2 separate regions of the Homo sapiens genome follow, and region 1 is linked to region 2. The links are chromatin loops, found by intact Hi-C in ENCODE. Cell type or tissue: dorsolateral prefrontal cortex. All regions are shown on one strand. Each heading gives the region's core, and the rest is flanking DNA. Links, peaks and the distances in the headings are about the cores only. Region 1 holds the start of LINC01170 (long intergenic non-protein coding RNA 1170). Region 2 has its middle 130 kb from the start of LINC01170.

Evidence for each region. Peaks named below come from ENCODE experiments on the same cell type or tissue, not always from the same donor. Only the 100,000 strongest peaks of a DNase experiment are listed, where the experiment ranks them.
Region 1: it touches region 2 in a loop (2.8-fold over the local background); 2 of 110 quality-filtered maps call a loop at or near these places.

What each region holds. Positions count from the first base shown.
Region 1 is chr5:124,431,556-124,447,731 of GRCh38, reverse strand. LINC01170 (long intergenic non-protein coding RNA 1170) reads left to right here and starts at 9,212. Exons shown (of 6, transcript NR_125774.1): 1 at 9,212-9,337; 2 at 9,856-10,035; 3 at 11,437-11,574. RefSeq lists an enhancer at 4,929-5,435. In dorsolateral prefrontal cortex, for the core only: no CTCF peak of the experiment used is centred there; DNase peaks (open chromatin) are centred at 8,521 and 9,121; H3K4me3 peaks cover 2,429 bases; H3K27ac peaks cover 3,949 bases.
Region 2 is chr5:124,563,285-124,579,371 of GRCh38, reverse strand. No RefSeq gene overlaps it. Among named protein-coding and RNA genes, the nearest start is that of LINC01170, 130 kb to the right of the region's middle. In dorsolateral prefrontal cortex, for the core only: no CTCF peak of the experiment used is centred there; DNase peaks (open chromatin) are centred at 4,491 and 5,619; H3K4me3 peaks cover 1,656 bases; H3K27ac peaks cover 5,950 bases.

The DNA of each region.
Region 1 (16,176 bases), core at 4,122-12,121, 140 kb after region 2:
CCTTGTCTCAGTTAATTCTGACCTCACTGGGTAGATGGCATTTGAGTGAAGCTTGAGGGTTAAAAAGAATTCGGTAAGTGGAGAATGAGGGGAAGATCATTTCAGGCTCAAAGAATGCTATAAACAAAGACAGGAGGGATGAAATTACAAGACATGTTATGCAGCCAACAAAAGTAGAATGGTATGGGCTGAACAGAAGACATGAGACTGAAAAAGTAGTTTGTAAATCAGTCCTGAAGAGTCCACTAAGGGAGTTTGGACTCTATATGAGAAACTGCGTAATGGATAAGTAAGAGTCATCGTGTGAGAAGTGTTATATCCCATATTTGTACCTCAGAGGTACCTCTATGTGATTTTATTTCCCAGCAAAAGACATGGATAGCAACTTATATGTAGGTAGAGTCAGAGCTCAGTTGAATAAGGTTGATAAATCCACCCGACCCTCTGCCTGGGGAACAGAGGTAACAGCTACCTACACATTAGCATACTAGGAAGCAGTAAGAGATCCGCTGAGACTGAGCTGCAGATATCTGGTTGTTCTTTCTTTGTTTTCTAAGGTGTGGACACTGGCTATCCAGGTGTGAGCATCTTTAGCAGTGACATATTAGCTCAGAGACATGGGAGCTGAGAAAACCATGGGACTGTGAAAAAGTGCCTTAAATAAGGCTGGTTCCTCCTTGAACACTCCCTCCCCAACTTGCCTTTGCTTATCTACCTGGACATCTCTTACTAAGGGAATGCTTCAGATCTTCCAGAGTGAGGATTGTGACTTATTAAAGAAAACAGCTGTTAGGTTCCTATTACATGACTGGTTTTGAACAGACACCAAGACATTTTCCATCTGATGATGAGCGTTAACCTTCTTAAGTGGCTGAAAAGCTAAATATCCCTGTAGGTGATCAGTGTGATCCTCAGTCATTAGTTTAGCCTCTGGCTGTTTTGATTTCAGAGTGATAATAAAGAACTTAGTAAAGAAGCCACCACAGAACCAGCACAAGCTCACAGAGGAGCTTCAAATGCCTGCCTCTGGTTAAAATGGATTTATTTGCTCAGGTTAAAGGATTTGCTACCCAGACCAGACTTGAAAGTCTAAGACAAAGACTTGACAAGGAGGAGAAACAGGAGAAGGTAGTATGAGGGTTTTTGTTGTTGTTGTTGTTTTTTACAAAAATTGTCAGTTTTTCTCGTTGCTTAATTTACCATCATTATATTTTGGGAGATGAAAGAAAGAAATAAGTCATCCTTTGACTCTGACTGCAAGACATCTCTGCTTCGACTGATAATAAAAAAAGAGCTGGATGGTATGAAGCCCCAGAAACGCAGCTCAATCACTCCCCGCAATTACTGTGTCTTATTGATAACTTGCAGCTCTATCCAGCAAACGCCATCTCTGGAACAAAGCCTGTCACAGATCAGACTGAATCCATTAAAAAGCTTTGATTAACATGTCCCTAGGGTGTGCTGTGGAAACTTTTTACGCCAAAGACAGCCTATTGCTGCTGCTTCTGAATTGTCCTCCTGAAACACTCTTGTGTTTTAATCTAGTGCACAGTTTAAATTAAAAAACGGCAATGACTTTGTGTGACCTAAATACAAGCCACTTCTATTCAGGGTGGGATTTATCAACTGCTAACATATTAAGTGTTCAGAGAAGCAACAATTAACCTTACTGTGTGGTGGCTAATATTAATTATATATATATGTATAATACATATGTTGTGTATATAATCTCTTGTTCTTTCTTCTATTCTTAAACATGGCCCAGAGAAAGGGTCATAGTTAATGTGCTTTATCTAGTGGCTATAAAGCTTTGTGTTCATCCTTAGTAGAAAAGAAATTTGTTTATATTTGAGGAGCACAAGAATCACCCTCCCTGGTGCTTTTTTATTGGTCTCTGATATGGATATGGCAATAAATCGCAGTCTTTTGAAGCAAAGATGAAGCTCAGTCTTCCAAATGTGGAGTTGTTAGGGGCAGGGAGCTGCTAGTTGTCCACACAAATATCTCCCTTTCATTCTATGGGGGAAATTCAATCTTGAGGGAGGGTCTGTAAGGGGAGTGTGTGTGTCTGTGTGTGTGTGCGCATGTGTGTGTGTTTCTTTATTGCTAATATACATTCTCTCAAAATACAAGTGCTGAATGGTTGCATTTTGGGACTGTTATGAACTACATTAAGCAATAAAATGATTATCTTAGATGCCATAAACAGACACTGTGAAAACAGAAGGAGGGCACCTACCTACTGCTCTTCGCAGTATTTTAAAATCTCTGAAACTGATGGAAGATAAAAAGCTTTTCGTGGTAGGATTATTAAAGCAAATTTATTGTTGGCAGCCATTAATTATGGCAAAAAGATAAGAATGAATGAAAGAGTATCGGGTAGAGAATGTAGCAGCCCTGGGGCCCCTCTACTGTCTACCTAAATGTATAAAGACAGCTTTTTCCCTTCCATCACTAGAGAAATGAAGTCACACTCTCCTTTTAAGGCTACATCTTACCACTGACTGGGAACTCATGACACCTCCATCTTTCATCACATATAGTGATATATAGGTACAGAGGGGGACCTAAGGGATCTCAGATTGAAGAAAATTTATAGCCATTTAAATAAAATACATTCTGGTTAATTTGGGGTATACAAAAGTGTAATGGCCAGCATTCTGAAGTGGTTGAAATAGGATGGGTGATGTGTGTCAAACGAGAGTTGGGAGAACATGATTTATGAGGCAAATAAGGTCTAACATTTAGAAAAGAAAAATATCAAACATTTAATGTTTTCTTTTTTGATGAATTGAAAATGTTTTTCTTTTGTTCCTTCAAAACTCACCAAAAGTTCAACAGAATCTAAGATTCATGAAGGTATGTATCCTGGTGTTTTGTTCATGGTGGTATCTCTAGCTTCTAGAACAGTAATAGAACATAGTAAAACACCCAACAAATATTTACTGTTATTTGCATTGGATTCGCAGCAGAGAGAAGCTCATGACACATTATTACCAAAATGAGCAAGCCATAGCTGTTACTCCCTCTCGGCTTGTTTCATCACAGGGGTGTTAGGCACCCTAGTTGCTCACAGGTGCACCCTTACCCTCCCATCCTTCTTAACCTCAGACTTCCGCTAGCAGATATTCATTATGAGAGCAGCAACTTTGGTTTTGACAAAAGTAGACCTTCAGCATTTCAAGGGCATCCAACAGTGAGCTGACATACCACTGGGGAGCCCAGCACTTTATATTTAGTCTAGGTTCTGTTCCACACCTCTATTAATAGACAGTCTCTGGCAGCCTGGGATAAAGTGGAGTCAAAGTACTTTAGAATGAATAGAATGGTGACTGGATCTTTCTGAGTGGGATCTTTCACTCAGGCTGGTTTCTGACCTGGTTAACTCTGACTGACTTCCTTTCCACTGGTCTGCAGGACCATTTGCCTCCCAAAAGAACAGCATTTGATATGAGCCAAGCATAAGACTACTCGGTAAGAACCTCCTTGGAGAAGGACAGAGGTAGATTTGGAGCAATGGATCATGCATTTGCAAAACCAAACATCACTCTCAATGCCATACCTGTCCAGAAATTCTAATTTTCTTCTAAATATTTTATATTTGTCTTTGAAAGTTTATTTCCCCCTCCCATACCCACCCTTGGATCTGATATTGTACTTCCACTACTTCCTGGTCAAGGAAGTGGTCCAAAGACATGAGAAAAATAAGCTGTTCAAAAACAGCCAGTGGGCATTCTTCACTACAGGAAAAAATTGGGGAAAATGTAAATGTTTCAATGTAATTGAATTGTATATTAGATGTATATTAGATGACTAATCATTTGTATATTAGATGACTACTAAAAAGGCAAATAATAATAGAGGGAAATATGTAAGTGAAGAAGTGCTAAGCAAAAGTAAAACAATCTAACATAAAAACATAGGTTACAGCTAAAAAAGGCATTAATAAATATTTCAGAAGTCAATTTTTTTGGAAATGGGGAAGGGCAACAATCATTTAGTGAGTGTTATTTCCCAGGACTTTCACAAATGTTCTCATAACAAGTGTAGGCAATCAGCATTAGTATCACCGTTTTACACATGAAGATACTGACCTTCAAAGAGGTTGAGTATCTATCCAAGAAAACACTAGGAGGAAGAGACAAACTGAGAATTTCAACACAGAGATTTTCTGATGCTGAACCCAAACTCTCTCCATTACAATATTAATGTTTATTTGGTTATTCTTCTCTGTAAAGTTGCATTAAATTGCAATTTAAAAAATGTCATTTGATATAATTGCTTCAAACATTAGTAGATCATGAGTTAGCATTCATGTTACACTGACACAGTTGAGGCAAATAAAAATTGATGCTTATGAATATATTTAATTTCCAATTTGGAAAAAAGGAAGAATGTTAGCTAACTTGATAGATAAAAATCTTTCTCAGGCAGTTTAGCCTTTTTTCCTCTTCAGTGAAAATGCATTTTCTGGTGCTCTTTGACCTATAGGGCACAGGCTCATCTTTGAGGGAAGTAATATTAAGAATTCAGATTTGTTGCTAACTCAGTGTTGAGAAATGAACAAGCATGTGACCTCTTAGCCACTACTTCTAAATATTAGATCTATCCAATTTAGAAAATTAAACTTACAAGTCAAAATCTGGGTGTGGGGGCTTGTGCCTGTAGTCCCAACTATTTGGGAGACTGAGGCCAGAGGATCACTTGAGCCCAGGAGTTTGAGGCAGCAGTGAGCTATGATAGTGCCACACACTGCACCCCAGCCTGCGTGACAGCGTGAGACCCTGTCTCTAAAAATAGAAGAAAGAAAATTAAACTCACAGGTCTAAATACCTATAAATATCCATATCCTATTAATCCCTATCTGTTTCTCTTTTGCTCTGTGTCACATTTCATTCGTGGAGTAAAATATATTTCTAATGTCTCAACTTAAAGAAAAATTTAATACAGTACTGACAAGCATCTTTGGTCATGAAAATTATCTCCTTGCCTGAATCTAGTGCCCAGGTGAAGGGAACTTTCGTTCTGAACCCTAAAGCTTCAAGAATTTGAGTCTATAAAATAAACAGACAATAGATAGATTAGCATGAGAAAAGGCATACAAATTTGTTAACGTGCAAGGGCACAGGAGTCACACAAAGTATGAAGGGCAAGATGACTGAAGCTTGAATGCCCTCTTCATGAGGGACAGGGAAACAGGAGATTGATATGGTTTGGCTGTGTTCCCACCCAAATCTCATCTTGAATTGTAGCTCCCATAATTCCCATGTGTTGTGGGAGGGAACCAGTGGGAGATAATTGGATGATGCGGGCAGTTTCCCCCCTACTGTTCTCTTGGTAGTGGATAAGTCTCATGAGATCTGATGGTTTTATAAGGCGGTTCTCCTTTCTCTTGGCTCTCGTTCTCTTTCATCTTCATGTAAGATGTGCCTTTCACCTTTCACCATGATTGTGAGGCTTCCCCTAGCTACATGGAACTGTGATTCCATTAAACCTCTTTTTCTTTATAAATTACCCAATCTTGGGTATGTCTTTATCGGCAGCATGAAAACAGACTAACACAGAGATGTAGGCAATTTTAGAGAAAGAGTAAAGGATTTTTAGGTGGATGAATGGACCTGAAGAAAAGACAATAATCTGGGACAAAGTTCCTCTGGGCTCTGGGTGTGATGTCAATTCTAGTCTTCTTTCCTTCTAGTTAATCTTCCCGGTTTGATGAGATTATAGGGAGGAGGTCCAAGACAACTGCATTCCTTCTGGAGGAACATTGTTAGTCAGATAGGAGAATTTCAAAGGAAACCCTTCCCTGTGCTTCTGGAGGAGCAGAGGGGCAATAGACAGGAAGGCAGGAGGTCACCTTGGTGCTGAGGTTGCTTCTTTAGTTGAAAGTACTCAGCATGTCCAAGTGCCAGGCTTTGAGGTATCATTTTTCTAAGCCCCAGCACTAGTTATTTCACACATTGCCAACATGCCCAAAACATTTTGTTTTCCAAGCAATTTATTAAGACAATGACACTCCTCCTCATATTCCAGGGAATTATATTAATTATTAATGTGCACTGTATTATGTTACCATTTAGTGTAAGACACATCCTGGGTTTACTCTATGACTAGTCAGTTTGGAAGACCACCCAGCCTGGAACCCCGGGTGGTCTTGGGAAGAGCTTGGGTATTGGAAGTCAGCTCTGTATTTGGGTCCTGGCTCTCCTGCCTACCATCAGTGTGATGCCACACCATTTACTTGACTTTTTGGAACTCAATTTTCCTCTCCCTTAATAGGATTAGAAATGTATAGCATGCAGGTGAAGGACCTGGGATAATTAATTATACCAATTATATATTGGTAATATTAGTACAGCATAGAGTAGTGGTTCTAAAGTATGGTCCCCAGACCAGCAGGATCAACATCATGTATTACAAAGCAAGTTCTTGGGCTTGAACCCAGACCTACTGAATCCAAAACACTAGGGAGAGAGCTCAGCCATCTATGTTTTAGCTAAAGTTGGAAACTATTAGCAGAATGGTTAAGAGTGGAGAGCTCATTTAGAAAATTGGCTAATGCATACATTTACCTCATACAGGAGTTGTAAAGCACTCAGTGTTTGGCACTGAGTAGGCACTAGATAAATGTCAGTATTATTTACATCTGAGAAACAGAGTTTGTGTGCTGAAAACAGTATTTGAGTCAAATGTTCCTCTTAGGTAGGCAAAATATAATCGCTGCTAGGCACATGAATTTTGGACTGAGACAATGTGCGTTCAAATCTCATTTCTGCCAACATAGAAGCGATTGGTTTTGGGAAAGTGTCAAGGTCTCAATGTTCTTATCTGTAAAATGGAAATAGTAATAGTATCAACTTCAAGTAATTATAATGGCACTATAACATGAGTAGTAAGGTGTTGACAAAGATTTTCTCCTTGACCAATCTCTAGTCAGGTTATACTGATGCCTTTGCTAGACCGGACCTGACCGTAGGCTTCTGTCTCTAGCCTTGTAGAATCCGGTTTTAGCAAGAATCTTGAAAAGTTAGTTTAGAGAGAACCTCTCCCCTTGGTAATGGATGACACACACTATCTGATCAAATTCCTCATTGTCCACCATCTGCCAGCTGACGTCTGACCACTTTGGCCTGCTATCAGCAAGAATCTTGTTAGGTCAGATTAGCCAGAATCATTTTAGGCAGAATCCCCTCTTCCCATGATATTTCTTCTTAGCAATTTTCCATTCAGTGTCCCACCTCACTATAAATCTTCACTTTTCCTTATATTCAATGTTGAGCCCAATCTCTCTCCCCTACTACAAAACTGTATTGCAGCAGTATCTACTTTTATCACAATAGCCCTGAATAAAGTCTACCTAGCCATTTTAACAAATGTCAGAAAAATTGTTTCTTTACCAGCATGTTGGATGAAAATGTTAGTTGTTAAGAATTACTCTTCAAACAGAAGTAGTCTAATTGAATGACAAATGCTCACCCAATGATTTTATGTCTTAAGATTGTCATGGAGAATTATCTTATTATAAATTCCTGCTTACTCTTGAAGCTTCAATATAATTTCACCACTTTTTTTTAAGCTTCAGGATCAAAAAATATCCCACGATTTTCAATGAAATTAATCTGTGTGCTTAATTTGATGCTCCATTTAAAAAACAATACAGTGTCTCTGATAGTACCTCAGAAATAAATACCGTATGGCCTGGCATGGTGGTGTGTGCCTGTAGTTCCAGTTACTTGGGAGCTCCCGAGGCCAGGAGTTTGAGGCCAGCCTGGGCAGCATAGTGAAATCACATCTCAAGAAATTTTTTAAAGTTGTAAAAAAAAGAAATAAGTACTATAACTAGCAGCTGCCATCCTATATGAGAGGGTTACTCTATGTGTACATCTCCAGATGAAGGGTGACTCAGAGTAACACCACATTTAGTGCGATGCCATACCCAGTTTCACACTCTCAGATGAGGCTTTGTTATTCTTGAAGACTGAGGTCCCGTAGGTAGCCTGGAAAACAGTTCACAAAAGGCTCTCTGAATAGTGAATGCACATGCTTAACAAATCTGTTTTTGCTAGTCTCCATTACCTTCCTTCAGCAGGTGTAAAGCTTTAGTTCTGATATTCCTCTCCATTGTAGATGCCTGGCTCTAAGCCTTCTTTGTTTCTACCCAGATGCCAGCTTCTAGTTAACTATTCTTTTTTTTTTTTTTTTAAGCTACCAACCATCTGGAGGAAATCTGATTGGGGCTAGGGTCATTTTTGTACCTTTTAAAATGCGGTGTAGGTAAAAGGATTTGTCAAACCCATGAATGACCCTTCTCAGATCTCAGAGGCACTTCAGATTGGCAAGGGACTCCTTCATGAAGAAGCTGACTCAAGCAGAGGTAGCAACAGAGGCAAAGAGGAGCATGCTGAAGCTACAAGATGGGTTGAGAAATATAGATCTGCCCAATTATAATTCAAACAAAAACAAGTGAGAAACTGTAGTCGGTTGAGGCACTCTTGGCCGAGCATCTGGGCTTGGCATGCATGCATGCATAATTAGGCTTCAGGCAGCTGCAGGCTTCCACAGTGCAACAGGGCAGGCAGGATATCATAATACACAGTAGGTTGCATATCAATGAAACTCTTTTTAAATTCACATGAAGCCTAAGATAAAAAGACATCAGCAAAAATTAAACAGCATTCAAAACGGCAGTGAATTGTGATACAGGCCACCAGGAAAACGATGAAACCCGACCTGGTTTCCCCCCATTGTTCTGTTTCCTTCACACAAATAGATTAGAGCAACAGTGCTGACTTTGTTTTAAAATACACACACTCATTAGATCAAAGTGATCAATGCACATTTAAGCAACTTTCAAGGCATCACAGGAAGAGTGAAATGGTCTGCTTTATTTTGAAAGACAACAGAGAAAATCACACACATGCATCGGGGCATTGTGATATGCAGATGGTTGGCTTTCAGAAGAATTAAATATTCATGGAAGATAAAAATCTCTCTCATTATATTTTTAATGTATATGAGGCTTTGGGCTCAATGCCCTCTGTGTTCACATAACAGACAGACCCTGTTCTCCAAACACATGGATCTGCACACAAGGACGGCTCAGATCACATCCCGAGATGTCACCCTGGCCCGGGCCGGTCAGGCCCTTCCACCGCAGGGCTGCCCCATGGCAGCCAGTGACACCGCTGAGACAACTTTGCCGTGGCCTTACTTTCATTTCCTTGGTTGTTCAGTTTATGGCAAAAGACCCTCAGCTGTGTTTTGTTTACTAATTCCCCTAAGCCTGCCTTAAATCCAGACTGCCAGGGCCACAGGAAATCTTTCAGACCCCTGACAGGTACGGGTAAGTCTCTGAGGTACCTGGGCGTTTGCATTTGCTTCTATTACTAACCCACGTGCAGCATTATAACCTTCCTGCTTTTTCTTGTTTATTCCATGTCTTTGTTTGACAGAGATTCAAAGGGGTTTCTCAGAGGCTTTTAATCTGATTAACTACACATGGGTGACCACTGTAAGGGTTGGGATGCTACAGGACAGGCAGCACTGTCGGGTAGGGTCAGATTTGTCATCCCTCCTGCCCTCGCTTTCCCCAACACACTCCCAGTTTTCCCCTCCCCCACCCCGTGTGCCAGCTCACTCAGAAAATAGGATTCCAGATATGCTTTTATTGAGGAAGAATAATTAAAAAAAAAGATGTGTTTCTTCTTCATAGGGTGCTGAAATAATGAATTTATTAACCTTAGATCAGTGAAATGAATGAAAACTAAACCTGCTTAAAGGAAAGCATTAAGGTGAGAAAAATAAATATTCCTCTACATTTCAATTTGATTCTGAATTTAGTTCATTTTACTCCAGTTAGAAAATTGGCTCCACCTATGGCATTCACTGGAGTAGTCATCATCTTCTACACCGTGTCATTTTCCGTGCTTCTTTGTACATACATTCTTTCCTATGCTTTAAGACTGTATCGTCTATAGAAGATGAGTAATTATGATGAAGACTGAATCGTCACAGCATTTTGTTGTTGGCGTTCAGGTAATTGTAGCTGCGCGTGAGGTAGTTATTTGACCAGGTCTAATGTGTTGAATTGGTCTCTTGCTTTTTTTTTTTTGGTCACTGCTGTTGCCCTCCAATAAATTCCATCTTATCTTCAACTTAGATTTAAATACATGTGTTTTCTAGGTGTTGTTTCTATGCTCATATTTTAAACACAAGCATAAATGTACTTACATTACTGGATTCCAAAATGTAAATAGGTAGGACACTCAGGAATCAGATCTAACTTCCTTTTATCCCCCTGTCTGTGAACTGTGCTTTCAGTAAAAAGTAATGTTTCCATGTTGGGAATTCCCATTATTTCTTTTAAATATCCTCTAAAGCCCTGGTTTAAATAGGAATCAAAGTTCTTATTCCAGTGAGTGGAACAATGCAGTAATATAGATGTAGGGATCAAAGACATCACTGAACCATCAGCCTCCTGCCTCCAGTGTAGCCAGCCATCCTCAGCCATCCCCAGAAGCTGCATCCTCAGGGGCAGCACCCGGGGCTGAACAGTGAGCTGGCCAGGCTGGAGGGAATCTCCTCAGGGGAAATGTGTGAATAGACCCTGATTTGGAGGCAATATCCTCCCCCGCACCCTTTATTGAGGTATGATTAACACATAAAAATTGTATATATTTTTTACAACATGATATTTTGATATATACTGTGAAATTATTACCACAATCAAGCTAACATCCATCACCTCACGTGGTTACCTCTGTTTCCCTGGTGAGAACACTTAAGATCTACTCTCTTAGCAAATTTCAAGTACACAATACATTATTACTAATTATGGTCACCAAGCTGGACATTAAACCTGAACTTATTTATTTGAGAACTTAAAGTTTGGCTGAGTGTGGTGGCTCATGCCTGTAATCCCGGCACTTTGGGAGGCTGAGGTGGGAGGGTCACTTGAGACCAGGAGTTTGAGACCAGCGTGGGTAACAATGACATCCCATCCTTACAAAAATTAAAAAAACTATCCAGGTATGGTGGTGTGCACCAGTAGTCTCAGCTACTCAGGAGGCTGAGGTAGGAAGATCTCTTGACCCCAGGAGTTCAAGGCTGAAGTGAACTATGATTACCCCACTGCACTCCAGCCTGGGTGACACAGCAAGACCTTGGCTCTTTAAAAAAAAAAAAAAAGAAAGTTTGTACCCTTTGAATAATATTTCCCCTTTTTTTTCCATGACTCAGCCCCTGGTCATCACCATTTTACTCTCTGTTTCTATGTATTTGACTTTTTTTTAAAGATTCCACATGTACATGAGACTATGCAGTATTTATGTTTATTTATCTGGCTTATTTCATTTAGCGTAATGTCCTCTAACTTCATCCATGTTATTGCAAATGGCAAGATTTCGATTTCTTTCTCCTTTTTTTTTTTTAAGATAGGATCTCACATTGTCACTCAGGTTGGAGGGCAGTGGTGGGATCACAGGTCACTGCATCCTTGACCTCCTGGGCTGAAGTAGTCCTCCCGCCTCAGCCTCCGTGGTAGCTGGGACTACAGGCACATGCCACTGCACGCAGGTAATTTTCTTGCTTTTTTTTTTTTTTTTGTAGAGACAGGGTTTTGCTATGTTGTCCAGGCTGGTCTTGAGTTCTCAGGCTCAAGGGATCTGACTACCTTGGCCTCCCAAAGTGCTGGAATTATAGTCATGAGCCACCATGTCCGGCCAGATAGCCTTCATTTTTAAGGCTCAATAATAATATTCAATTGTGTGTATTCGTCCATTCTCACACTGATATAAAGAATACTACCTGAGACTAGGAATTATAAAGGAAAGAGGTTTAATTGACTCACAGTTCCACTGGCTTAATGGGAAGCATGACTAGGAGGCCTCAGAAAACTTATAATCATGGCAGAAATTGAAGGGGAAACAGGCAACTTCTTCACAAGGCTGCAGGAGGGAGTGTGTGCAAGTGTGAAGGAGGAACTGTCAAACACTTATAAAACCATCAGCTCTCATGAGAACTCACTCACTATCATGAGAACGGCATGGGGAAAACCACCCCCACGATCCAGTCACCTTCCACCAGGTCCCTCCTTTGAGGTGGAGATTACGGGGATTACAATTCGAGATGAGATTTGGGTGGGGACACACAGTCAAACCTTATCAGTGTGTTGTAGGACACTTAGATTATTTCCTTATTTTGGTTATTATGAATATTGCTGCAAGGGGGAATGTGGGAGTAGAGCTATCTTTTTGAGATAGTGATTTTATTTCCTTTGGATATATACCCAGAAGAGGGATTGCTAGATCGTATGGTAGTTCTATTTTTAATTTTTTGAGGAAACTCCATACTATTTTCATAGGGCTGTACCAATTTATAGTCTCACCAACAGTAGATAAGTGTTCCCTTTTCTTCACATCTTTCCCAACCCTCATTATCTTTGACTTTTTGATAATAGCCAACCTAACAGGTGTGAGGCAATATCTCACTGTGGTTTTGATTTGCATTTCCTTGATGATTAGTGATGTTGGGCATCTCTTCATGTACCTGTTGGTCATTTGTATATCTTCTTTGGAAAATTTTCTATGCAGCCCTTTTACCCATTTTTCACTTGGGTTATTTTGTTGGTTTGTTTGTTCATTTGTATGGTATTGAGTTGTAAGAGTTTCTTATATATTTTTGATATTAACCTTTCATTGGACATACAGTGTTCACATATTTTCTCACATTCCATAGGATGCCTTTTCATTTTGTTGATTGTTCCTTTTGCTGCGCAGAAATTTTTAATTTGATATAGTTATACGTGTTTGTTTTTGCTTTTGTTGCCTGTGCTTTGAGTGATAAGTAAAAAAAAATTGCCAAGAAAAATTTCAAGGAACAAAAGTTTTCTTCTATTTTTATAGTTTTCTATATGTTTTCTTCTAGTTTTGTAGTTTCAGATCTTGTGTATAGGTCTTCAATTCATTTTGAGTTAACCTCTGTGTATGGTATAAAGTAAGATTCCAATTTTATTCTTTTGCATATGCATATCCAGTTTTCCCAATGCCATTTATTGAAGAGATCATCCTTTCCCTATTGTATATTCTTGATGCCTTTATCAAAAATTAGTTGACTGTAGTATACATGTGGGCTTTTTTCTGGGCTCTCTATTCTGTTCCATTGGTCTACTTGTCTGTTTTTAATGCCAGTACCATACTGTTTTGATTATTATTGCTTTGTAATATAATTTGATATCAGAAAATGTGATGCTACTACCTTAGTTCTTCTAATTCAAGATGGCTTTGTTTATTCAGGGTCTTTAGTGATTTCACACATATTTTAGGATTTCTTTTCTATTTCTGTGAAAAACACCATGGGAATTTTGACAGAGGTTACATTGAATCTGTAAAGCATTTTAGGTAGCATGGACATTTTAGTAATATTAATTATCCCAATCAGTGAGCACAGGGTATCTTTCCATTTATTTTTATCTTCTTCAAATTCTTTTGTTAATGCTTTATGATTTTAGTTTACAGATCTTTCTCCTCCTTGGTTAAATTTATTCCTAAGTACTTTATTCTTTTTGATGCTATTGTAAATGGGACTCTTTTCTATTTTTTTAGTTTTAAATTTAAAAATATTTAAAATTAACACATAGTTGTATGCATTTTGGGGTAAAGTGTGAGGTTTTGATACATGTGTAGATTGTGTAATTATCAAATCAGGATATTTAGCATATCCATCATTTCATGCATTTATCATTTCTTTGTGGTGAGAACTTTTAAAATTCTCTCTTCTAGTTATCTTGAAATATTCAATATTGTTAACTGTAACACCCTACTCTGCAATAGAATAGTAGGACTTACTTCTCCTAACTGTAACTTTGTACCTGTTAACCAACCTCCCTATCCCTACTCCTACCTACCCTCCTTAGCCTCTCATAGTCACTATTCTACACTCTACTTCTGTGAGATCAACTTCTTTAGACTCCACATATGAATGAGATCATGTGGTGTTTGTCTTTTTGTGTCTGGCTCATTTTTCTTAGCATAATGTCCTCCAGATTCATCCATTTTACCAGAAAATATCAAGGTTTTATTCTTTTTTTATGCCTGATTTAGTATTCCATTGAATTATATGTATATATATATATATATATATATGCACACACACTATATATATATATATACACACTATATATATAATATAATACTATATATAAGAAATATAGTATATGTGTTACATACTATATATAGTATAAATAGTGGTATATGTGTTATATATATGGTATATACTATATATGGTATATAGGTTTAGGATATATACTGTATATATGGTATATAACAAGTATACCACATATATACTATATATGTGGTATGTAACACATATACCTCATTTTCTTTATCCATTTATCCATTGATGAACACTTAGGTTGTTTTCATATCTTGGCTATTGTGAATATTGCTGCAATAAACATGGAGTGCAGCTATCTCTTTGGCATATCGATTTCAATTCCTTTGTATATATACTCTGCAGTGGGATTGATGGGTGATATGGTAGCTCAATTTTCAATATTTTGAGAAACCGCAATACTGTTTTCCCTAATGCCTGTACTAATTCATGTTCCCATCAACAGTATATCAGTATTCCCCTTTCTCCACATCCATGCCAACATTTGTTATTTTTTTGTCTTTTTGTTTATAGCTGTTCTAATGGTGGTGAGGAGATATTTCATTATGGTTTTCACTTGCATTTCCCTGATGATTAATTATGTCAAACATTTTTTCATATACCTGTTGGCCATTTGTATGTCTTCTTTGGGGAAATGTCTATTCAGGTCTTTTGCCCATTAACAAAAAATCAAATTGTTAATTTTTTTTCTACTGAGTTGAGTTCTTTTTATACTCAATATTAACCCCTTGTCAGACGCATAATTTGCAAATATTTTCTCCCAGTCTCCATTTTGTAGGTTGTCTCTTCACATTGTTTTGTTTGTTGTTGTTTAGAGGTTTTTTGGTTGGTGTAATTCCATTTGTCTATTTTTGCTTTTGTTGTTCGTGCTTTTGAGGTTTTATCCAAAAAATCTTTCTCCAGACCAATGTCATGAAGCATTTCTCTTATGTTTTCTTTTAGTGGTTTTATTGTTTTGGGTCTTAACATTTAAGTTTTTAATCTATTTTGAGTTTATTTTTGTCAGTTGTGAGAGATAGGGTTCCAGCATCATTCTTCTCCATGTGGATATCCAGTTTTCCCAGCACCATTTATTGAAGAGACTTTGCTTTCTCTAATGTGCGTTCTTGGCATCTTTGTTGAAAATGAGTTGGCAGAAAATACGTGGATTTGTTTCTGGGCTCTCTGTTCTGCTCCTTTTGGTCTATGTGTCTGTTTTTATGCCAGTATCATGCAGTTTGGGTTACTATATGGCTTTGTAGTGTAGTATATTTTGAAGTAAGAAAGTGTGATACCTCCAGCTTTGTTCTTTTTGCTCAGGATTGCATTGGCTAGTTGGGAGTCTTTTGTGATTCTGTATGCATTTTAAGATTGTTTTTTCTATTTCTGTGAAGAAGTTATTGGTATTTTGATAGAGATTGCATTGAATCTGCAAGTTGCTTTGGATAGTGTGGACATCTTAAACAATATTAGTTCTTCCAACCCATGAACATAGGATATCTTTTCATTAATAAAGCATTCATCAATGTTTTATAGTTTTCACTGTAACAATCTTTTACCTTCTGAGTTAAATGTATTTCTAGGTATTTTATTTTTTGTAAGTATTGTAAATGGGATTGCTTTCTTGATTTATTTTTCAGGTAATTTGCTATTGGTGTATAGAAATGCTACTGATTATTGTATATTGATTTTGTATTCTGCAACTTTACTAAATTTATTTATTGATCCTAACAGTTATTTTGGTGGAGTCTTTAGGATATTCTGCATTTAAGATCATTTCATCTACAAACATAGAACAATTTGGCTTCCTTTTTTCCAATTTGGATGTCCTTTATTTTCTTCTCTTGCCTAATTGCTCTGGCTAGGTCTTGCAATACTATGCTGAATAAAAGCTGTGAAAGTGGATATCCTCATCTTGTTTTAGATCTTAGAGAAAAAGCATTCAACTTTTCCCCATTCAGTATGGTGTTAGATGTGATTTTGACATATCTGGTCTTTACTGTGTTGGGGTATATTTTATTTATACCT
Region 2 (16,087 bases), core at 211-8,210:
CTGACACAGGAATGTATCATTCAATTTAAGCAGCTTCCTATTAAGGATATTGAGGAAGTTTTCATTTTTTTTTTTGTATTACAAACTATTCTATGATAAATATTCTTGTACACATATTTGTGCTATTTTTTGGGTATATCTGAAAGACAAATGTCTAGAAGAGGTGCGTACATTTAAAATTTTGCTAGGTATTGCCAACAATTTATTCAAACTTGTATTAATTTTTATGCTAAACAACGAAGTAGGAGAGTCCTTGTTTTTTTCTCATCCTGGAAAACACTAAATGTTAGAAAATGTTCTAACATAGTAGCCAGTATGGTAGCTAAAAAAACCCTCAAATTTCATTGTTGCTTTACTTTGCATTTATTTACGTGAGCACTTGAGTGTCTTTATATATGTTTATTTGACATCAGTGTTATCTTTCAATAAATTCCTGCCTGTGCCAGATATTGTGGTAAGTGCCAGGAATACAAAGATGTACAAGACAAGACACCTGTCTTTAGGGAACTCATGGTCTATCAGACACATAAACAAAAACTGCAGTGAAGTATTATAGGTACCACAGAAGAAGTTCATGTAGAATACTGAGAGAGTCCAAACAACCATGTGGGCAATTCTCCTACAATAGGTCAAGGCTATAGGTCAAAGGGCATGGAGGAGCTGAGCCTTGAATGTGACACGGTGGGAAAAAAATGAGTTTTAGAGATGGGGAGGCTGAAGTCCTGACTGTGTTACTTATTGTGTTATCTTGGGGAATTTCTGTGACCTCCCTGACCTTCAGTTTCTTCACCTGTAAAATGGGGATTATGCTTCCTAAATCACATTGTTAGGGGGATTACATGAGGGAATGCTGATGTGCCAGTAACTGCTCCATGTGAATTTTATTGTTAAGAAAAAAATCTTCTTGTTCAATAACCAGCTTTTCTTATATCCAAGTGGTAGTACTTCCACCCTCATCCAATTTTGAATTTTCAAATACGAATTGGTGAGTCTAGGGACTTCAGAGCATACCCTTGCTCCTATGTGGTAATGTCCTTAAATAACATAACTGCTGTTATTGTTTTTTTTTTGGTTTTTGTTTTTTGTTTTTTTTTTAGATGGAATCTCATTCTGTCACCCGGGCTGGAGTGCAATGGCACGATCTTGGCTCACTGCAACCTCTGCCTCCCGGGTTCAAGCAATTCTCCTTCCTCAGCCTCCCGAGTAGCTGAGATTACAGGCATGTGCCACCGTACCTGGCTAATTTTTGTATTTTTAGTGGAGACAGTGTTTCACTATGTTGGCCAGGCTGATCTCGAACTACTGACCTCAAGTGATCTGCCCGCCTCGGCCTCCCAAAATGCTGGGATTACAGGCATGAACCATTGTGCCAGGCCAACTGCTGTTATTATTATGTAATGCAGCTGACTTACGTTTCCATAGTTAAAGACAATAATTCCTTCTTGATAGAAATGGCTTATGAGACTGTTGAAAGAATGCTTAGTGCCAATTGGAAGATAAGAGGAGACCGAATTTCAAGTTGTGATTTGCAGAGAAGTGTGGTTGAAGCCATGTCTGTGCACTTGTGAGAAGCTAGAACATCTTCAGTACCAGCAGTGCCTTGATGATCTCCATCAAAGATTGGGAACCATTTAGGATTTCCCAGTACCAAGTGAAGTGTTCAGAAATGCTGACAGCAGACCAAGAGTCTTCCAAATGACATTACTCTTTTAGTTTCCATTTTAATTTAACACAGGTTTACTGAACTGCTTACCAAAATGAACAGTTACTCTTTGGGAAGGCTTCTGGGAGACATTGGGGTCCAAGAACTTTGCCTTTACGACTGGAAAGCAGCAGGTTTAATCATTTTAAACAAATATCATTCATTAAAATAAATAAGTATCATTTGTGAAAATATTTGTGTATTCTATTTTCCTTAAGAGAGCATGAATGGATTTATACACTTTGAATGGCTCCCAGTGGGTTTTGATACTTGAGAAAATCCACTTGGTCATTTGCTGATGTATAACATGTTTGCAAATGGGCAGTTTTTACATGCAGGCTGCCAAAACTACCCGTGGATAACAAAGAGCCCATGTCAAGAAGAGTTTGTTGCTTTCACACTCTGAACGGTCAGTTCTGAGGCACATGTGGGCAGGTCTATGCTATACTTACCACTTGTGTGCCCTAACCAAGAGTGTAGTGTAACCACTGTGTGGTTTGCCCTAAATATAGCCAAGTTCCTGTGATGTTTAAGAGACAATAACCTGCAGGGAATGCAAGCACTTTTCTTAGAAGTCAGTCACCCAAAGCCTCCAACCTAGAGCTCAAGGTGGGCTGAAAGTGGCAGAGTAACTTCCCCAATGCTCATTGCCTTCCCATAAAGAGGAAGGCCTTCAGAAGCCCAAAGTAATGACAAATTCAGGTGACATTTTTGGCCTTCTCTCCATGTCATTTTTATCGAGGCGTAGCATGCATACAGTAACCTGCACAAATCTTGAGTTTAGATGGATGAATTGATATCTGTCTCTCATGTGATTTGAAATAAAACTTAAGTGCAAGCTGTAAAACACAAGCTTTGCAAGTATTTTGAAATTAGAAGGATTTCTTTTTATATTTTCTGATTGCTAATTCTAGATAAATTAATTAAAGCTAAGCTTATCTCTCTTCCTCTCTGTGTATTTGCTTTTAGTGTCTTAAGCACCAGGCTGGTCTGACTCTGTTTAATATAGCCTTGCCTAAGAGCAAGAGAGGGAAGATTTTCTTCCCTTGGTGGTTCCAGACGGCGTGCTCTTGTACCCACAGGAGCTCAAAAGAGAAAATCAGGCTGAAAAACATCTCTGAAAATCTTGGCAATGTGTTTGAGGTGCTCTTTGGTAGTGCTTATTGGAAGCTAGAGGAATTGTGATTCTGGGTTTGAAGCAATCAATAAATCAAATGTAACATCTAAGGTAATTTTAGAGCATTCCCGGGGAAACATGGCTCATTCAGTTGCTCCTCTATCACTTAAAACAGAGTTCTTTGTCTTTGGGGTTGATGAGTAGGTATAAAAGCAAATCCAGAGCAAACTGTCAGATAAAGCAAACTCAATTCTTGTCCTATAATGACAAGGTCATGCACCACATAGAACTGCTTTTAGATTGGCTTTGAGTAAACTCAGATGAAGAAAAATTTGTATTAGAAAAAAAAGAGTGAGAAAAAAAAAACAAAAAACACCTCCCACCTCACCTGAGAATACAGAGGGATGAGAAGGCGTCCAGCTCTGGCAGGGACACTAGCAAATAGCTGTTTCCATAATGACTTCTTTACATTATTGAATACAATGGGAACTTTAAGGGCGACTGCAATAACAGTTTCTCATAAAAAATTAACAAAGAATTTATGGAAATGTAGGAAAAGTCCCAAAGCAATTAGCTTAGATTTCTCTAGAGTCTGAGAAAAGCCTGGATAATTGCATGCAGAAACCGCATAAAGTGGCTATTTTCATTATCGCTGGATACCGAAAGTCCATTTTCATCACAATGGGATATAATGATGTTAAAGCTAACAGGGAGATACGTTTAAAAAGGTTACAACACGGTTTACCAAATGGTTTGATTTATGTAACTTTGGAGATACACACTTAAGATTACTGTTAAGGCGACTGGAGAGGTTACCCTTGAAATTTCTAAAGACTCCTATATGATAGGAAAATATATTACAGTTTCTGAAAGCTAATTGTACATTACCACTAGGATGCACAAGAATGAATTTAATTTGTCTCAGAATTGAAAGTTGAATTGTACTACAAGCTGGCACATGAATATCCATTCTGACTGACTCTCTTGTAAATTGGCTATTATGTATGTTTATAGGTGCACCTAGGGCTGGGGTCCTCTCCCTGAATGTCTTAGAAACTCTGAGGTCCTGGCACCCTAAGGAAGCAGAGGCAACATTCTGAAAATCTGCAGAGTCTTTACTAGGCCTAAAGAGAGATTAGACATCATTATGTAAATGTCACTATTTTCAGTAAAATAAAATAAAATGAAGCGCATCATCTTTTCTTGTGATATTCACTCACAAGCACTGGCAGTTTAATGACTCTTCCCAAGTCCAGGAAAGCCATCTTCTCCCCGGCTGTCTGTGAAGAAATGGGGAAAGAGACATAATACAGTGAGCTTTCATCAACCCCCAGTGTCCTCTGCAATGTCACAGACACATACAGATCTGGATATCCTTTTCTATCTATAAAAAGCTGTAGTTAAGGCTGTGCCTGGGATTTGAATGATTCTTGAAACCATTAAATAGATTCTTGCTCTGAAGCCCACAGAATATTAATAACTTTTGTTAGCTGCAGTGTCAAAAGGATCATACAGTCTCAATCTTATTTGGTAAACACTCACTGTTTAAAAAAAAAAAGAAAGAAGAAAGAGATTATTTAAGTGGTTCCAACAAAAGCCTCAGCAGAGGTCCTACTCTGAATGGACACTGCTGCCTGGGGACAAATGTCAACACAGTTCAAGCTTTGTTAAAAGGACTGAAAGGATCCGCAAGCCTGCACACGGACACGCTTATGGCCAGCATTAAGAAAATCAATCTAAAATAACAACACCACATTCACATCCCAACCTGGCCAATACACTTCCAGCAGATGTGACAATCATATTTTGACAGTTCAGATAGCTGATAACGGATGGCAAAAGAAATTTCTATTTGACAGGGGACCTGAGTTTACACAATTACAGCCCTTCTGTTTGTCTGGGGCACATTAAGGACGCAAAAAGTGGAGAGAACAAACAGAAGCCAGTGTCTTGGTATAATCAAGGCAAAGTGATATGAGCCCCATCAGTATCATTCCAGTCTACTTTCAATTTTATTTCCTTCTGCATTTAATAGTAGCCCAAAGAATAAATTAAGATTCCTGCAGTCCTCCTTGTTTCCCAGCTTGCCATCTTTTTGCTAGGCTCTTTGTCATTTCAAATACATTTTTTTAAGCCCATCATTCACCTGGCTAATGAAAGAAAGGAAGGAAGAATGAATAGAAAGCTTTGTTGTAAATGGAACTGGCATTTCACTCAGGCATTCTGAGCAGCTCTGACATTCAACACCCTTGTACCTGAAACTCCTGGACATCTCCCATTCAGGCAGGTCAAATAAAGCTGTTCCTTGGGGGATAGTTTAAAACTACTTGTAACATGTTTTGATTTACAGATTATCAATTCTGCTGAGCAACAGAGGGACATATTTGGGAGTCGCATAAACAAATATATTCAGCGGTGCTGTGGATTAACCTAAAGTGACACATTTATTTAAAAATCTGCCTACTACTTGTCCTCATTGATTAAATGCCCTTAAGAAAGTAAGTCTGATGAAATGAAAGCCATTAAGATGCAGCACACCTCCTCTGCTCCTTTTGATGGTTGACACATTCCCTGGAGTGGGAGATTGGACGGCTGATAAGCTAACACTGAATTATAAGCACTTTGTGGAATGTCACTGGCAAATGAAAGATCTACTGTTTTGCTTGCAAAGCAACCGTATGCCTTAACAGCACAAAAATGGACACGGTGCAGAATTATTTCATCCTCAGTGCTTAGAATATAAACAAATGTGTACACCGTGCGTGCATTTTCACAGTAGAGATCAGCTCACAGCCAGCGAGGCTTGTTTCTGGCTGTAGTACCATTGATCATGAAAATAGAAGGGCCTGCCAAGGACTTTGTCAACGTTGTCAGGACTCCAACAAGCATCGGGTGATTTTGCTGTTGCCTGTTGTTACCTGAGCTTTCATAGTTTTGGAGAGGGGATTGTATAGGGGCATGAGAGTGTGTTGGTGGTGGAACTGAAGCGTGGAGAGGTTAAATGGAAAACTTTTTTTTTTTTTTTTTTTTTTTTTTTTTTTTTTTTTTTTAGGAATTAGAGGTGTAAACAACATTCGAAGTGTAGAGGATAGGGTGCCAATGTGGAGTTCATGCCATGTGTTTCCTTACTAGTCTTATGGCTTCGAGAAAATCACTTCAATTTGCTGAGTGTCCAGTTTCTTGAGCTGAAAAATGGAGCTAATAATGTTTGTTTTTTATTGGATTGTGGAGAGGATGGTGGGGAATAATGTACAAGGATGTGCTTTGTAAACAATTCAACACCATACAAACATCAGGGGTCATCACTAACCACAATGAACTAGAGCACCAGGAGTTTGCTCCAAGTGGAGGACACTCCCCCTGAGGGGCAGTGGTTCCCCCCCGCCATTGGCCTCCCTGCTGTGCCCTAGTTCTCCTGCCTGATGTCAGGCAGAATCACCGTGAATCTCCGTTGCAGACTGTTCAAGGCCCTAACAGAAACACGGAGAAGATCTGAAACATAGTTTAGACCTCAATCTGAACGATGTAATGAATGTATGTTAAGATTAGCAATCAATCACACTGTCTAGAATAAAAATAATAAAGGGACCCTAAAGTGCAATGAAACACTGGTAAATTTTGGAATTGCTTTGAAACTAAATTGGTGACAAGACTTGAGGAATAGTCAAACTACTTTTTTGTTGCTCTTTCTCTTTATGAGCAACAAAAATAAAAATAAAATCTTTAGTGAAAAGTTAATTTAAGGCTGGCCAATGGCTCATACCTGTAATACCAGTACTGTGGAAGGCCAAGACAGGAGGATCACTTGAGGCCAGGAATTCAAGACCAGCCTGACAAAACAGCAAGGCCTCATTTCTACAAAAGATTTTAAAAATTAGCCAGTAGCTGGGCCTGGTGGTGTGTGCCTGTAGTGCTAGCTACTGGGAGGCTGGGGCAGGAGGATTGCTTGAGCCTAGGAGATTGAGGCTACAGCGAGCTGTGATTACACCACTGCACTCTAGCCTGGGTGACAGAGCAAGATCAAGTCTTAAAAAAAATAGTTATTTTAGGTCTATCCACATAAATACTAATTTTCCTTCAAACCTTTCTCTTGGGCTTTGCCCATTAGGCACAGACATTTTTTCCCCCCAAAAGCTGTTTTGATAGCATTATTTGTTCCAAAACACCTGTGATTTGGATCAGGAAGAATTTGGGGCTGAGCTGACCCATGCCCATATTACTATGGCTCTCACGAGGCTTTCTCTCTGAGGCTGATTCTGGAGAGGGCTCCGGCTGTCCTGTTCCAGTCTGAAACTCGAGGTGGGGGTAGTACGAACAGTCCTGCTTAACCCCTGCCATGTGGTGGCCATAAAATGAATTTGGTTCTGGTTTTTGCTTAGCCACTGCTAGCTGTGTTGCTCTGGACTTAGCTCTTAAAATTCTCTCATAATAATAATAATGCTACTAACTAGGATAATAGCAAGAACAATGATGATGACTTCTAATTACTGAGTGCTTCTCAAGTGCCAAGCATTTTTAAAAGGGTTAATGTGTTGTATCTAAGGCCGGGCATGGTGGCTCACTCCTGTAATCCCAGAACTTTGGGAGGCCAAAACTGGCGGATCACAAAGTCAGGAGTTCGAGACCAGCCTGGCCAACATGGTGAAACCCTGTCTCTACTAAAAATACAAAAATTAGCAGGGTGTGGTGGTGCGTGCCTGTAATCCCAGCTACTTGGAAGGCTGAGGCAGGAGAATTGCTTGAACCCAGGAGGCAGAGGTTGCAGTGAGCTGAGATTGAGCCACTGCACTCTAGCCTGGGACAGAGTGAGACTCCGTCTCAAAAAAAAAAAAAAATTATTAATAGAATTCTCCTAGGAAGCTGAGATAGTGGGTACTATTATCACATCTGTGGTACCAGTTCAAATTCCTCCCTCAGTTTCCATATCTGGTAGATTTGAAAAGAGGGCTCAAACCCAAGGCTGGGGGACTGAATCCTGAGCTACATCCACCTTGCTCACCTCATAGGTCTGTGGAGAATATTAAATGTGATCAAGCCTGTGAAATCATTTTTTAAAATATTTATTTATTTATTTTAGAATTGTACTAGTGGCTGGGTGTGGTGGCTCACACCTGTAATCCCAGCACTTCAGGAGGCTGAGGCAGGCAGATCACTTGAGGTCAGCAGTTCGAACCCAACTGGCCAACATGGCGAAATCTCGTCTCTACCAAAAATACGAAAATTACACGAGTGTGGTGGTGCACACCTGTAATCCCAGCTACTCGGGTGGCTAAGGCATGAGAATCTCTTGAACCAAGGAGATGGAGGCTGCAGTGAGCGAGATCATATCACTGCACTCCAGCCTGGGTGGCAGAGGGGAGAGTCTGTCTCAAAATTAAAAATAAAAATAAATTTAAAAAATTGTATTAGCAAACCATTTCTTATGAAAAACTTTGAAATCACAAAAGAAGTAAAAACCACTTATAACTCTATTGATTTTTATAAGAAGATGTAAAGTCAAAAGTCCAAATCCCTTCCTACACCTCCCACCCCATCCCTCAGAGATAAACTCTAGTTAATAGCTGTTTTGTGTGCACTTCCAGATACTTTTTCTGACGAAAGTTCATTGAAGAGTAGCACACTCCAAAATCCAAGTGTGAGCCTGATTTCCTGCTGCTGCGGCATGAAGGTCACAGGCTGCCCTTGACCATCCAGCGTGTCAATTTCAGGATGCTCTGGCTGGCTTGAGCTGTGTGACGCTTCTGCAAGACCATCTGCGTGTGTCGAGGGACTGACGGCCCCCAGCTGGCCCACGTGCTGGGGAACGTGCTCTGACCTGTCTAGGATTTTTTGTCCCAGATTGTGTCTGTTTGCCTCTTTCTTTCTTCTTCTGTCTCTCTTCCTTGCCTGCTGACCCTCTTCTTTTACATTGTCCCCTATCTTGATGTCAGCAGAAAACATTCTGAAGTGAAAGTGACTGGTGGGAAGGGGAGAAGGGGATGAGGAAAAAAAATCAATGTTCTATTGCTATTTTTAGCTGCTGAGACTCCCTTCCCCTGATTTAGCTAAGTGCTTTGGGGCAGAACCAGCCACCACACTTGGTAGCTTCAGCAGATGTCCTATTGCTCCCAAGGGAATAAACCAGATACCTGGAAGGAAGGGGAGACCTTGGAGCTTTATAGGAATTGGTGAATAGGTGGAAGAGTGAGCTCATGTTTATTCTCCAAGTGCCTGGTGAAACCCCTGCCCAAGCTCAGATCCCAGGCATAGAGCTCACCCTGGGCTTCTCCCGTGGCTGAAAAGCCCTGAGTGACAGTGGAGCTAGTGGCAGCAAGATTGATTTTCAGAAGATAATTCCAGTGAATTTACTTGGTCAGATGGGGAGAACCAGTAGCAGATATTTCTGCTGTTAGGGCCATTTTATGCTGAAGATTGTAAGGCATTCCCATTCCCATGGAATTCAGAGCAGCCCAGTGGGCTTGCCTGGACACCCAGAGCAGCACTGCCTCCACCGTGGTCCAGGCGTCCTCTATCTACCTGGAAAACACAGTTTCTTTTTCAGAATAAATGTTTAAGTCAATACTGAATAGAGGAAATTGTAGTGACAGGACCTGCATACTTGATGTATACATCTTCTGCTCCTCACTTCTTTTTTTTTTTTTTTTTTTGAGATGGAGTTTCGCTCTCATTGCCCAGGCTGGAGTGCAATGGCGTGATCTCGGCTCACCGCAACCTCTGCCTCCCAGGTTCAAGCAATTCTCCTTCCTCAGTCTCTCAAGTAGCTGGGATTATAGGCATGTGCTACCATGCCTGGCTAATTTTGTATTTTTAGTAGAGACAGGGTTTCTCCATGTTGGTCAGGCTGGTCTCGAACTCCCGACCTCAGGTGATCTGCTGGCCTCGGCCTCCCAAAGTGCTGGCATTACAAGTGTGAGCCACCATGCCCGGCCTTCACTTCTCTTTTACATTTGACTGAACTGATAAAAGTAACCTAAAATCCAGAAACTTTTCTTGCTCCAACTGCTGCCTTGTGACTCGTTTACATAGTACGTTTTCACCTCTTCATAACTGGCTAAATGTAGTTTTAAGCAGAATCTTGGTTGTCCAGTTGATGTGGCGTGGCTCTCACTGCCTCTTTCTCACACATGCAGAATAATGTAGAACTGATTCCATCTAATAATAAGGAGGTAGAAGTTCCACTAAGAGAAGTTAGTCACTCATGGCATTGGAACCATGAAAGGGAAGCTATGAGTGGTTTATCAATGTCAGAAGGAGCCAGGGATTGAATTACAACTTAATATGCACAGTTGGGTGTATTTTATTATTTATAACACATGCTTCATTTTTAACACTCCTCTGAATGCAATATCACTCTTCATCACTCTTCGGATGGGTCTCCCATCCTGAACCCCTCCCTTGCCCAACCTCCATCATTTAAAATACTGTGAACTGTTGCTGTCAGGCAGGCTAGTGCACATGGAGCCAGGGATATCTGGTTTCATTTTTGCTTTTTTAAAAAGAAGTCAAGTCTAGATCTCTCAACTGCGTATTCCAAAGGCTTCATGAATTGAAAACGAAGAAAAAATATTCTATTTTTGCATTAAAATACAGCTTGTGCTCTATTTAAAAAAGAGCTTGTGCTTACCTAGGAGATTCAAAATACAAAAATAATAGACTCATTCAAAAGTATCTGTGACTCTCTGGGGGACATTGTGCTAGGCATTCGGGATACAGACATGAGGAGTTAGACAGGACTCTGAACTCATGGAGCTTACATTCTTGTTAGGCAAAAAGCAAGATAATTATAGATTGCAACTGAATGCTATGACTGAAAAACAGTAACTGTCTGATAGATAATCAGGGCCAGGCAGAGGAAGGGGCTGCTGTCCAGTGATCGTCTGCAGAAGGAGGAGGCAATTAAGCTGGTTGAGGCAGAGATGTTAATTTTCAGATCCCTGCTAGGCCATTTATAAACTCCTTTGGCAGGTCTCGAGTAGCTCATCATTGTAACACGGACAATGAGGCAGGTTGCAGGAGGGTCACATGGAGAGTTCCCACTGGAGATCTACTGGTTTGCTAGAGCTACCATAACAAGGTACCATAGACTGGATGGCTTCAGCAACAGAAATTTTTTTTGTCATAGTTCTGGAGGCTGAGAAGCCTGATATCGAGGTGTTGACAGGGCTAGTTTTTGGTGAGGCTTCTCTTCGTGGCTGTAGATGGCCGTCTTCTCCCTGGATCTTTATATGTCACCATTTGTGCATGCACAAGTCTGTGTCCAGATTTCCTTTTCTTATAAGGGCAATGGTCATACTGGGTTAGGGCCTAAATTAGCGATCCTATTTTAACTTAATTACCTCTTTGAAGACCTTATTATCTGCAAATACAGCTACATTTTGAGGTACTGGGGGTGAGGACCTCAACTATGACTTTTGAAGGAAGAAAACTGAGCCCTTCAGGAGAGGAAAAGAAGAATGTCTACCTTTCTGAGAATGGTTGTAGATTTTTGTAGGGATGCAGTTTGGGAACATTATCTTATCCTCTGGGTATCTTGTAATGTGCTGCACCTTGTGTCTAAGAAAAATGACCATCAGATAACACATTCAAGGACCATTTTGCATTCTTCAAGTACACTGGGCATCAGTGGGTGGGTCCTGTCATGGGTCAGCCTCCTGGGAACCTTGGACTGGACTGCAGATTTTTTTTTTTGACAATGTTTTACATCTATTATTCAAAATGGGAAGTTGATGTGACTACCAATTCTGAAAAGGTGCTGCTGAACATTCTCTATCTAATTGAATATATATTAAAATTATCAAGCCAAATCATTAGAAAAAGAACACCTACTTTAAAAATTTTTGTTGATACATTCATAATTTTGTACCATAAAAGGAAATCAATTGACAATTGATTGAAAACTATGTGGTCAGTGCTCTGCTAAGGGGGAACTAGAAACACACAAATTGATTTATTCTTTCTTTCACTCAACAAATATTTATTGAGTCTTTACTGTAGGTTTTATCTACCATGTCCATTTTAGAAAACCTGGCTAAAGATAATTCAAGCATGATCTGATTTCACTAACTGTGGGAGGTGGATATTTAAGTAGACAATTAAAATGGGCCAGACTCGTTGGCTCATGCCTGTAATCCCAGCACTTTGGGGGGCCAAGGTGGTCCGATCACAAGGTCAGGAGTTCGAGACCAGCTGGGCCAACATGGTGAAACCCCATTTCTACTAAAACTACAAAAATTAGCCAAGAATGGTGGCACGCACCTGTAGTTCCAGCTACTCTGGAGGCTGAGGCAGGAGAATCACTTGAACCCGGGAGGCGGAGGTTGCCACTGCACTCCAGCCTGGGCAGCAGAGCAAGACCCCATCTCAAAAACAAACAAACAAACAAAACAATTAAAACAATGTGACACCTGAGTAGAGTAAGTACAAATGCAGGCATGATCTGAGTTTATCCAATTTGTTCGATGTGCTTTTTATTGTAAAATCCCTCTACAAACCACTGTGCTGGGGGCATAGTAGAGATAAGACCAGAAAGGTCTGGGATATCACATTACTCAGAGAAGGTTTCCTGGCTCCCATGGAATTTCTGGGCAGAACCTGTGAGTCTGCATGTTTCTCTTAGTAGACTTGATTAATAAGTATGTATCAAAGAATCAAAGAAAATGGCCAGGTCTTGTTTTACAAAGACACTCACATGAACATATTCAAACTGATACTCCCAAACTACTTGCTCTTACTCTACTCAGGTGTCACATGGTCTTTTTTTTTTGAGATGGAGTCTCACTGTCGCCCAGGCTGCAGTGTAGTGGCACGATCTTGGCTCACTGCAACCTCCTCCTCTTGGGTTCAAGCGATTCTCCTGCATCAGCCTCCTGAGTAGCTGGAATTACAGGTGCGCACAACCACACCTGGCTAATTTTTGTATTTTTAGTAGAGACGGGGTTTCACCATGTTGGCCAGGCTAGTCTCAAACTCCTGACCTCAAGTGATCCGCCCGCCTTGGCCTCCCAAAGTGCTGGGATTACAGGGATAAGCCACTGCCCTCTGTCAAATTGTCTTAATTGTTTACTTACATATCCACTTCCCACGTTTAGTCTGTGCATTTCTGTAGTGCCAGAAGTGGAGCCCACTGAATGGTTGATAAACATTTGTCGAATGAATGAATGAATCAATTTGGAATTTCTTGGAAAGCTTTTCTTTGTGTAGGTTGTTTCAGACTTTGTAGTAATTATATATATATATATATATATATGTGCATTATTTTATATTTTTTAAGACACTGGCTTTCACTATATTGTCCAGGTAGGAGTGCAGTGGCCATTCATAGGTGTAATCACAGTGCACTACAGCCTCAAACTCCTGAGCTCAAGCCATCCTCCTGTCTCAGCCTCCTTAAGTAGCTGGGACTACAGGCATGTGCCACTATGCCTGGCCAATATATTTTTGAATTAGATTAAAAATGCATCACTAAATTGTGGCACACAATAGTATCTAGACAGAGTTCTAAAGTACATTTGGATGCATGCATGACAAGTGTGATCCATTAAAAGGGCTTCGGAAGGTATCTTTTATGCATTGTCTAAATGGAAGGCTACTAAAAATGCATGAGAAAGAGAATGAGAGCACAAGTGAGAGTGAATTGAACTTAGCATTTGGAAAAAAAATGAGCACCTTGGTCACATTCATCAATTGTACCAAGATATTGCTCAGGCCTTGCAGAGATGGGAACACAGAGTACCGTGGGCTCTTAACTATTCCCAAGGGCCAGAGCTCCCTGATATGCTTCTCTGTCATATTTGTGGGCTCACATAAAATCAATAGAAGTTCCAGGAGAGTCAGGAAAATATGTGAGGATAACTTCTGGTTTCAGGGGATTTTAACTGATTCTAAGAAATTTGGACAAAAGACCAGTGAAAATCTCTTAGCAAAACAAAAATCGCTTCTGAGATGAATTGTAACTAAATGAATGGGAAACACCAATAATTATTCCTATCTTGAAATTAATAGTATCTGGAGACAAAGTGATAGAAGATGAAATATGTACATTGGAAATCCATAATATAAAGTTTATTTAACATTTATAAAATCATCATGTTCAACAATAAGAGGTTAATTAAATTATGATACATCCTTATGATAGATTACCTGATAGCCATTAAATATATATTTTTTAAATTTAAAAGCTATGAAAAACACTTATGCAATAAACTAAAAAGTAGGTTACAAAAATATATAAATATTAAAAACACAATTGTGTAAAAATATGTATAGGAGAAAGATCAAAGACCTGGCTGCCAGAATGTTAACTGCTATTTTCAGGTGTATGTATGTGTAATGTGTATGGGGGAATGAAGGTCAATGGTTTTTCTACATAGCTATTTTCCTATATTTTCCATGCATTTAAAAAATTTTCTTTTAGGCTGGGCATGGTGGCTCACGCCTGTAATCCCAGCACCTTGGGAGGCCAAGGCAGGTGGATTACAAAGTTAGGAGTTCAAGACCAGCCTGGCCAACATGGTGAAACCTGTCTCTATTAAAAATACAAAAATTAGCCAGGTATGGTGGTGCACAACTGTAGTCCGAGCTACTTGGGAGGCTGAGGCAGGAGAATTGCTTGAACCCGGGAGGCAGATGTTGCAGTGAGCCCAGATCGTGCCACTGCATTCCAGCCTGGGTGACAGAGTGAGACTGTCTCAAAGAAAAAAAAAATTCTTTTAAATTATGAAAATTTCAAAGAAATAGACAAGATTGGCAATCACAGAAATGATACTTATGCACCCATCACAAAGATTAAACAGATGCTAATAATAGGCCATATTTGCTTCCGATCTCTCTTTAAAACATACAAGAAATTTGACATTACAGGTAACAACTTTAGTGTCACTCCTCTCTCCTATTCTCCCACCCGCTTTGTAGAAGTAATCACTGCTTTTTCTTTAGGTACATGTTTGCCTAGAATAAACATTGCATCTCCCAGATATTGCCATTTGAGTGAATTCCGGCCAGTGGAAGTGGAATTAAAGTAGAAGTTATATGTACAACATCCTGGAGGATTCGCTAAAGAAGGAAGGGCCCCTTCTCTTTCCTCTTCCTCCTTCATACTGGCTAGAGTGGGGCTATCATGGTAGGAGCTCTCTTGGACCACTACGTAGAAGCTATGGGCTATGGACGGTGGCGCTACGAGACAGAAAAATTCGTTTTCTTCATGCCTGCAGAGTTGCCATCTCAACTAAAGCAACTTATGTAGACTTCTATTTGACAAATCTAATTCTAATGTATTTATGCCACTATCACTAAATTTCTTGTCAATGGTAACCTAAATTAACCCATACACTGTGCATCATTCTGAAATACGTCTTGTAATTTTTAACACATATGTATGTATCCTAAACTATATGTAGTATGAGTTAATATTATAACTAAATATTATACTGTACATATCCTTTTGTAATTTGCTTTTCAAAAAATATAACAAGTTGTTTTTCATAATCATTCATGTTGATATCTGTAGATGCAGTTCACTAATTTTGGCTGTTATATATTATTCTACAGTTTATGTCTATCCCCCTTGAGGAATATATAGATTGGTTTCACTTTTTTATTATTATAAAAAGTGCTATAACAAACATCTTTGTACATGGTTTGTTGTGTAAATGGTGAGTTTCTCAAAGGTGGATACCTAGTGGTGGAATTTCTGGGTTAAAGAGTACACATGGCCAGGCTTGGTGGCTCATGCCTGTAATCTCAGCACTTTGGGAGGCCGAGGCGGGTGGAACACATAAGGTCAAGAGTTCAAGACCATCCTGACCAATATGGTGAAATCCCATCTCTACTAAAAATACAAAATTAGCCTGGCGTGGTGGCGAATGCCTGTAATCCGAGCTATTTAGGAGGCTGAGGCAGGAGAGTCTCTTGAACCTGAGAGGCGGAGGTTGCTGTGACCTGAGATTGTGCCACTGCATCCAGCAACGGGCAACAAGAGTGAAACTCTGTCTCAAGACAAAAAAGAAAGAAAAAAAAAAAAAAGAAAAGAGTACATACATTTTTAAATTTTACTAGGTCTTGCCAAAGTGGTTGTTCTAAAAATCTACTCTTTCCGGCAATGTTAAAGAGTTTCTATTTCTCTTCATCCTGAATAATATTTGATATTATTGGGCTTTTCAATTTTTGCCTGTCTGATGAATATGAAATGGTGTTTTACAGTCATTTTCAATTTCTCTGTTTTTCATGATGAAAATGTATCACCTTTATAATTAAGAAAGATAAATATTAAA